2 separate regions of the Homo sapiens genome follow, and region 1 is linked to region 2. Evidence: chromatin loops called from intact Hi-C (ENCODE). Cell type or tissue: endothelial cell of umbilical vein. All regions are shown on one strand. Links, peaks and the distances in the headings refer to the core of each region. The heading gives the core; the rest is flanking DNA.

The links. A loop is a pair of places that touch in the nucleus more often than their neighbours do. Peaks named below come from ENCODE experiments on the same cell type or tissue, not always from the same donor. Only the 100,000 strongest peaks of a DNase experiment are listed, where the experiment ranks them.
Region 1: a loop joins it to region 2, with 10 times the contacts of the local background. A loop is called at or near these places in 7 of 110 quality-filtered maps.

Annotation. Positions count from the first base shown.
Region 1 is chr5:139,842,033-139,846,406 of GRCh38, forward strand. PSD2 (pleckstrin and Sec7 domain containing 2) reads left to right here. Exons shown (of 15, transcript NM_032289.4): 15 at 239-2,434. The coding sequence ends at 442. Among named protein-coding and RNA genes, the nearest start is that of PSD2, 48 kb to the left of the region's middle. In endothelial cell of umbilical vein, for the core only: a CTCF peak has its summit at 2,555 (motif pointing left); a DNase peak (open chromatin) is centred at 2,529; H3K27me3 peaks cover 450 bases.
Region 2 is chr5:140,154,977-140,159,363 of GRCh38, forward strand. LOC124901086 (a long non-coding RNA gene) reads right to left here and starts at 2,484. Exons shown (of 4, transcript XR_007058964.1): 1 at 2,332-2,484; 2 at 1,174-1,388. LOC101929719 (a long non-coding RNA gene) reads left to right here and starts at 2,343. Exons shown (of 5, transcript NR_130738.1): 1 at 2,343-2,382. In endothelial cell of umbilical vein, for the core only: a CTCF peak has its summit at 2,322 (motif pointing left); a DNase peak (open chromatin) is centred at 2,325; H3K4me3 peaks cover 315 bases.

The sequences.
Region 1 (4,374 bases), core at 375-4,374, 310 kb before region 2:
TGCCTGGGTTTTTGGTGTCATATACAAGAAATCATTGCCAATTATTTGGATTTTTCAAATTATGAATGAAGTTTATGTGCATGTCCCTTGTTTATTTTTTAATTGGACTGTTCATCTTCTTTTTAATGATTTGTGAAAGCTCTCTGCATATTAAGGAAATTAGTCTTTTGTCATATAAGGTGCACATACTTTTTTCCTATTTTGTTGTCTTTTGACCTTGTGTTTGGCCTTTCCCCAGAAAAGCCGTTATGAGACCTATATCCACCTCCTGGCTATGAAAATCAAAGTGGGCTCAGATGATCTGGAGCGGATTGAGGCCCGGCTGGCCACTCTGGAAGGGGATGACCCTTCTCTCCGGAAGACACATTCAAGCCCTGCCCTCAGCCAGGGCCATGTGACTGGCAGCAAAACCACAAAGGATGCCACTGGGCCTGATACTTAGCTGACATGGATTTGCAGACCCCAGGGTGGGCAGATGTCTCCAGTGGGGTCAGTGAGCACAATTCCAGCCAGGGGCCACTTGGACCAAGCTCCAGTCAGTTGATGGGCAGCTAGAGGGGTGCAGAAAGCCTGTGGGCCCAGGAGATGGAGATGCCGTTTGTGGCGTTGATCTCCTTGCGTCCTTGGGCATCTCCGGGCATCAGACCCTCTCCCTGGCCCTTGTTTTCCTCTCCACCATGGAGCCTCATTTTGTAGGCCAGTTGTGTGCATGCTCTAGACACCACCTCGCTGGAGAAGCTGGAAGGGCTGTTGTCTTCCCAGGTCTTTCTCTTCTCATCAAGCTCCTCTCCTCATCTTTTTTGTGTGTGAGGGCAGGTCTTGACTCTAGGTCTCAGCTGGAACCCCACCCTTTCTCCTCCTCCTTCCTCTGAGTTGACCAGCAGCAGGTCTGCCGACCACCAGCACCATCCTCTCCTCCCAGCAGCCTCCAGAACCATGCCCAGGTCTCCTGCCTCACATCACAATAATCTGGGACCCAGGCTTGTGCCCTTTCAGTGTAAAGCTGACTCCATCACATGTGCATCCACTTCTTTTCATCCATTGAGATCACACTGCCTCCTTTTTATACAGACACAAATATACATCTATAAGAATAATATATACATAAGGAACCCCTGAAAGATGGTTTTGGAACTGGAATCAGTTAGAGGATGAAATCAGATAAAGGAAAAGCCTATTTTGGAGCTTCCCCTGTTAGGAAGGATGGCTGCACCTGGCCCCCTGGCATTCCTGACGCTCTAGGAGGGAAGGGGGAGGCAGTGCTGGCCTCCCTTGCCCTGTTTTTCCCTCTTCCAGCTGACCTGTGACTTATACTGCTCTTACCGATGATACTTTTGGAAAAAATAGAGCGTGTATGCACCGCCCCGTTTGTCCCATGGATATCCTGGGGTGTGAGTCGGATGGGACCACGGCCCTGTTTATATTTGGGTCTTTATGTTGGTGCTGCCAGGTCTCTGAGCTCCAGAGGTGGCCTCTTGGACAGATCTACTGCTATAGGAATAAAAGACACTCTGTCTCGCAAATGGCTGCTTGTCAACAAGCCCAAAGATGCTTGTCGGAGGACGGTTATGGAAGCCCTTAATTCTTGGTTGTGGGAAAAGGTGGAATGACAAGTTATTGATTGTTTTTCTGTCGCTATTTCTTTCATTTGTCTAGTGAATCAGAAAGGCTTAGCCAAGGCCACATCTGGGAAGAGTGGAGAAATTTGCCACTTGACGATCACGGATTAGCTAGCACCTTTAAGCCCTGCATTTCTCCAACTGACAAGTGGGTGGGGGTGATGGCACATTCAGTGTGGCTATGAAGAGCGAATCCTCTCTATTGTTTAAATAGATTACTGTAGTTTGGCCAGGAATTTGGCGTCAGTGGTAACACACTTAGTTAATAAAATAAGCCAGGCTTGCAACTAAGTATCTAACTTTACAGGCCCACTCACATTTGAGGCAAGGGGCTATTGAGTATGTGGAGAGATGTAGTGATTTAAATTCAGATTATTTAAGTTGGATCAGCTGAAGTGTGTTTTAGACCCAAACCATCTGGCCCCTTCGTTTTGCTCAGAGGAAGTAAATGTTCACTTAAATGAAATTGAAAACGCCATGTGGCACCACAAAAGAGCTCTCTGTACTTTCCCCATGCTGCCTCAAAAGTTCTGTGAGTTTCGGGGTCAGTGTCCCACCCTTCACTTCCCGAGGGCGGGTGAGTGGAGAGCAGAGCCAGGAGCTCTGGCAGCTGTGGACAGATGTGCTTCCTGAGCATGGGTTGTGCCTCCCATCAGTAAAAAAATGTTTAGTTCACTTCCTTAATTGTATAATTATTTATTTGTAAATTATATACATGTACTACTGTACTAAAATATTATGTACATTATAAAACATACACAAAAATAGAAATTTAAAAAAGATGAGATGAAAATAAATCTAAGTCAAAGTTCTAATAGTTCTTCCTGCATTCGAATGGATCCTCACCACCCACAACTGCTGCCTCCAACATGCCCATTTTCTAGGACTGTTCAAATTCAGGACTGGTGACATGCAATAAGTGGTTTGCGCCACCTGGTGGTCCTGGGAAGTGGCCTCGGGCTCAGGGACTTCTGGGGGTTGCCCCTTGAGGACGGTGTCTCTTGCGCCTTCATCCTCTCATTCAATGAGGGCCAACTGTGTGCTGCACGCTGGGCGGGGTGATGGGGATACGGTGGTGGGAGGAAGTTTGGCTGCCTGTCCTCGTGGGGCTCACAGTTTCGTGAGGAGAAGAACAGGCAGTTACCATTACCACTTGGGCCTCTGGGAGGGGCTGGAAAGAGAAGCCAAAAAATGACCTGGAAGAGAAAAGAAAGAACTGGGAAAGTGGGGATGAAGCCTCTGACTTGCGAAGCTGCCTGAATGTCGTCCTACGTGTTCCAGCGACGGGGCGGTGGTAGGGAAGTAGCTTGACAGGACTGCGACTCTTCCTGAAAGGCCACTGGGAAGGCTTCCCCAGGCAGAGGTTTGAGAGGCAGAGTGGAGAAGGGGCCTCTCTGGCCACATGTGTTCCCGGGTCCTAATCATACCTGTGAAATGAATGGGTGGATGACAGGTGAGGAAAGAACTCTGTTAGGTTCTGGCCTTGGACTCTCCGCACATATGGCAGGTACTGTAGGATTCAAAGCATATAATGAAGGTACCCGATGCTCATGCAAAGATCGGTGAGTTCACCAAGAGGTCATTCAGAATCAACCGAGGGCCACATAGAGATTGGTGGGTTCATTGGGTGGCTTCTGACTCTAAAATTTAGAAAGCAACAGCAACCTAGAGCCCCCAGAAAGGTCACACGAGGACAATAAGCTGGACCACACAAAGGTCAATGGGTTCCCCAAGAGTTCATATGGAGTTAATTTGGGATCCTACAGAAGCCACAAGTCACAGAGAAGAATAACTGGCTCTCAGAGAATTTTAAAGTCAACTACGAAACCAGAGACAGCAGAGGGGCCTGGATGAGATCAACAGAAGGGGGCCGGGAGGGGCCAGTGAGTTGCAGGTTTATGCAGGATTGAGTTCATTATTTTCCTTTTTAAAATTTTTTGTAGCAGATACTTTTTCCCAGCACCCCCACAATAAATACAATAACTTTAATTTGTTCTTTATTTTTTTCCATCGACTCCCTCTCATCTAGTTTTTGTCACTCTGGCTGTGTGATACAAGGATGCAAGGCACAGGATATTGTCATCACCACCATCAAATCAGCCATGTAATAGGCATCTATCACGTGCCAGCATCAGCACTGGGTACTTTATAATCTCCACAGCAACCTTTTGGAATAGGTATTTACATCACCCATTTCCCAGCAAGGAAACTGTGGCCTAGAGACGTCACACAGCTAGGCGGCACAGAGCTGGAATTTGAACTTACGCCCTGTTGATGCCAAAGCCCTCTCAACCCGCAGCCTCTCTGTCCCTCCCACCTATAGGTCTCTGACTACACACATCCTAGTGGGATTCACACACACACACACACACACACACACACGTGTAGCCGAGTGTGCATGCCAACCACCTCAGCTGTTTGGGTGGAAGACGTCCGTGTGTCTGGCTGGAACCGAATAGTTCCGGGTGCTGGGCACTGGTTTACTAAATTAGTTGATGAGGGGAAAGGCTTTTGAACCTGGGCCTCCATCTGCCTTCTCCATACTGAAATCATGTACTCTCTCTCAGGTCTGCGGGTTTAGACAGGTCCTGGCTCTGAGGGGGTATAAAGTTGGGGAAAGAGCAACACCCTGTGGGCTTATGAACTGCAGCAGCTGTGGTCCTGGCAGCTGAGGGTACCACTGTTATGCCACTTTGCATGTTCAGACTTTGCCTGTGACGTGCCTCAGGGTCCAAGGGTCATCCTGCCTTGGCTG
Region 2 (4,387 bases), core at 275-4,274:
GTGGTTGCGGTGAGCCGAGATTGCACCACTGCACTTCAGCCTGGGCAACAAGAGCAAAACTTTGTCTCAAAAAAAGAAAGAATACATAATAACACTAATGTTTGTCAAGTGCCCATTATGTGCCAGGACGTTTCGTGTATTATCTCACTAAGTCCCCCAAAACACTCGATGAGGTTGGTGTTATTATTATTGCTCCCATTTTATAGGCAAGCAAACTGAGGCTTAGGTGAAGAAATTTGCCAAAGCTGCCAAGCCTTAGAGCTGCGATACGTGCCCAGGACCCAGATAACATAGCTTATGCTCTCAGCTCCCCTGACGTGCTGGTGGCTGGTGCGTCTGGTTGCCTGGAACCACGGGTTTGCACCCTATCCCACCCAGAATGCTGACCCCAGGGAGTCATCCCAGGATCCCTTCATCCCAGGCCTTTTTGAACCCATGGCAACTTCTCCTGGCCACCTCCCTAAGACTTTTCCTCTTCCCCCAGGGCTGGGGCCAGGGTTAGGGGCTGCGACTTGACATTGTGTGTATATGTGTCCAGGTAACGCTAGTGGGGGCAGTAGACCCCAGGAGGAGCCTGTGTACTTAGGGTGTGTTGGTTTTTAATCTTCTCCCATCTGACCATTTGACTGGGCCAGGAAGAGCCTGAGGACCGGTTGGGTCATCACAGCATTCCCCAGGGCTGGTTGCTTTAAGGGAGGGATTTTCTTGGATAGCTCCTCTTCCTCCTCCTTCAGCTCCCAGTCCAGAAGTCACTTCCTCAGGGAATGTCGTAGACCAGGCCCTGTCCCCTATCACAGTTAAAAAAAAATGCCCTTTTCCCCCATTTTGCTTTGATTAACATCTCCCCCTGTGCTCCAACCCCATGTGCTTCTTGTGAACAGGGAGAAGATGACTCTATTCACCACCATCCCCAGGACCTGGTAAAGCACCATGCCTGTTAAACAAAGGAATTAACTAATGGGCTTGCCTGGGCCCACAGTGTCCCAGGAAGGCTAAGAGGATGTCCCCCCAGCAGCGATTGCAGCAGAGACAGATCTGACCTCTGCCACCAGGAGAGAGGAACAGGCCCTACCAGCCTCAGCTTCCTGGACCAGTTGATAAGAGAAATCAAACCCAGAGAACTGCCAAGGGGCAGGTACCAATGGAATATCCTCTCAGCCCCAGACCCCTCACCTCAGCTGGTACCTGCCTGGAGCACTTGGGCTATACAGCCTCAGTGAAGGTTCTTTCTCCAACAGCAGCAGCAGCAGCAGTAGTAGTAGTAGCAGCAACAGCAGCAGCAATAATAGTAATAATAGTAATGACGAATATTCCCGGAGTGCTTACTGGGTCCCCAGCCCTGGGCTAAGCATCTTCCATGAATTCTCTCTCAGAACCCTCACAGTGGCCTTAGAAGATAAATGCCATGTTTGTCCCCATTTTGCAAATGAGGAGACAAGCTCGGAAAGGTTGATGCGTGCAAAGTCGCCCACCACATGAGGGGACAATGAGATCGTGAAGCCAGGTGGCTAGAGCCCAGACCAGATGTCTTAACCTCAAAGCTTTTCTGCCTCTGGGGCCTGCCTCTCTAATGTGATAGTTTGGGCCAGGTGCAGCCTGCTAAGTGGGCCTACCTGAATTCACACATGCTGAATTCTCAGGGACCAGAAGCCCACCTCCACCCGCATTGCTCAATTGGGCACTCCTTCATTTATTATGTTTATAATATTATCAGTATTAGGTATTACTGAATACCTACTATGTGCCAGATACTCTACTGTATTGTCCTTAGTGGACAAATTAATGCAACAAAACTAGACCCAGTCCCTGCTCTCGCAGAGTATATTCTAGTGGAAAATAATCAAACAAATGTGTCCAGTTACAAACGGATACATGCAAAGAAGGAAAACTAAAGCTGGCTCTGAGGGAGAACAGGGAAGGCATAATTTAGACTGGGGGACCAGGGAAGTCCTTTCAGACGTGACGTTTATACACTAACACAACCCATCAATCAGCCAATTGATTAATGCAGGCTAGAGAGGCAGTCAGGGTTCCACTTGCTGTGACTTCCGGAGTAAATAGGTTTCCCCTTGGTTTTCCACCCCCATTCAAGGAAAAAAAATAGGGCTGCAACCCACGGCCATTTTGCCGTTTGCTAAGGGAAGAGTCCCTAAGATTCCAGATTCCTGTGACCTCAGAGTAAAGGGTGAGGGAAAGTATAATCTGACTTGGTTTTTTGTTTCTCTTGGATAAAACAGGAAGGGCAGGGTTCCCCCACGCCCTGATCAGTGATTGAGCCGCCAGCCCCGGGCCTCCCTCCCTGCACTCAGAAATGTGGTGCTCTGTCGCCACCTGGTGGACCTAATAGACGATGCCGCAGCAGCCCAGCCTCCAGCGTCTGGGGTAGGATCCAGAAAGCGGCTTCCTTCAGGCAGAGTCTAATACGGAGGCAATAGGTTTGGGTGACTTCCTGACAGGGGGCGGGGGGTGGGGGTGGGAGAAAGAGTGAAGGGTGGATGGGGAACGGCTGCTTGAAAGTCAACTGACTGGAGAACGACAATGGCCCCATTGTGACCAGGGCCTTGACCTTGATTTCCTGCCACTCTCATCTCCGGAGTGGCATCACCCGGGTCTGATTGGACGGGAGTCCGCTCCGTGACAGTGGGCGGGCTCCGGGGCTGGACACTTGCCCAGCTCCGGGACTCCCGGCTGGCCCAATCCCCCAGGAGACCCAGGGAAGACGGATAGGGCAAGGGGCCGACGCCTCTGAGAAGTCGTTTCCTCCTTCCTCTCTACCATCCAAGTGTGGGGGCAGGCCGGGCGCGGGGGCTCACGCCTGTAATCCCAGCACTTTGGGAGGCCGAGGCGGGCGAATCACTTGAGGCCAGGAGTTGGAGACAGGACTGGCCAACATGGTGAAACCTCGTCTCTACTAAAAATACAAAAAAAAAAAAAAATTAGCCGGGCATAGTGGCGCGTGCCTGTAATCCCAGCTACTTGGGAGGCTGAGGCAAGAGAATCGCTTGAACCCGGGAGGCAGAGGTTGCAGTGAGCCTAGATCGCGCCACTGCACTCCAGCCTGGGCGACAGAGCAAGACTCCGTCTCAAAAAAAAAAAAAAAAAAAAAACTCGGGTGTGGTGGCGCATGCCTGTAATCCCAGCTACTCGGGAGGCTGAGGCAGGAGAATCGCTTGAACCCGGGAGGTGGAGGCTGCAGGGAGCTGGGATAGCGCCGCTGCACTCCAGCTTGGGCGACAGAGTGAGACTCCGTCTCAAAAAAAAAAAAAAGCCAGGCGCGGTGGCTCACGCCTGTAATCCCAGCACTTTGGGAGGCCGAGGCGGGCGGATCACGAGGTCAGGAGATCAAGATCATCCTGGCTAACACGGTGAAACCCTGTCTCTACTAAAAATACAAAAAATTAGCCAGGCGTGGTGGCGGGCGCCTGTAGTCCCAGCTACTCGGGAGGCTGAGGCAGGAGAATGGCGTGAACCCAGGAGGTGGAGCTTTCAGTGAGCCTATATCGCGCCACTGCACTCCAGCCTGGGCAACACTGCAAGACTCCGTCTCAAAAAAAAAAAAAAAAATGAGGCAGGCACGGGTCTCCCTTTGAAAGGCTGTGCAGCCTCGTGGTCAAGGCCTGGGATGTGCAGTGTGTGAGGTGTGGCCCCAAATTAGTTCTGGGATCCTTGGACACAGTCTTCAGCATCACCCACTTTTTAAAAGAAATGTCACAGGCATGGTTACACATTCCCACTGTAAAAAAAATCGCGCAATACAATGAAAAGCTGAAGCTCCCCCCTTGACCACACTCACCCTTCCTCAGGTACCTACTGTTGTTAGTTTGTGTTGTTGTGTAGTTAGTGTCAATGTGTACACTGACCTCATTCAATTGTATTTATATTCGAGTGTGTACATATGAAAATGTGTAAGCTCACGCCTATAATCCCAGCACTTTGGGAGGCTGAGGCCGGCAGATCACCTGAGGTCAGGAGTTCAAGACCAGCCTGACCAACATGGAGAAACCCCCCATCTCTACTAAAAATACAATATTAGCCGGGCGTGGTGGCGCATGCCTGTAATCCCAGCTACTCAGGAGGCTGAGGCAGGAGAATCACTTGAACCCGGGAGACGGAGGTTACGGAGAGCTGAGATTGCACCATTGCACTCCAGCCTGGGCAACAAGAGTGCAACTCTGTCTCAAAAAAAGGAAAAGAAAATGTATAATTTGGTATTACTTTGTGGGCCTCAGTTTTCTAATCTGAAAATTGGGATGACAAAGATAGTAAACTGTAGAGTTCCTGAGAAGGCTGCCTGAGATAATTAGTGTGCTGTGTTTAGCACTGCACTTGGCACACAGTGTCTGCTATTATTGTTGTCATCATTACCATCTTTATTGTCATTATCACT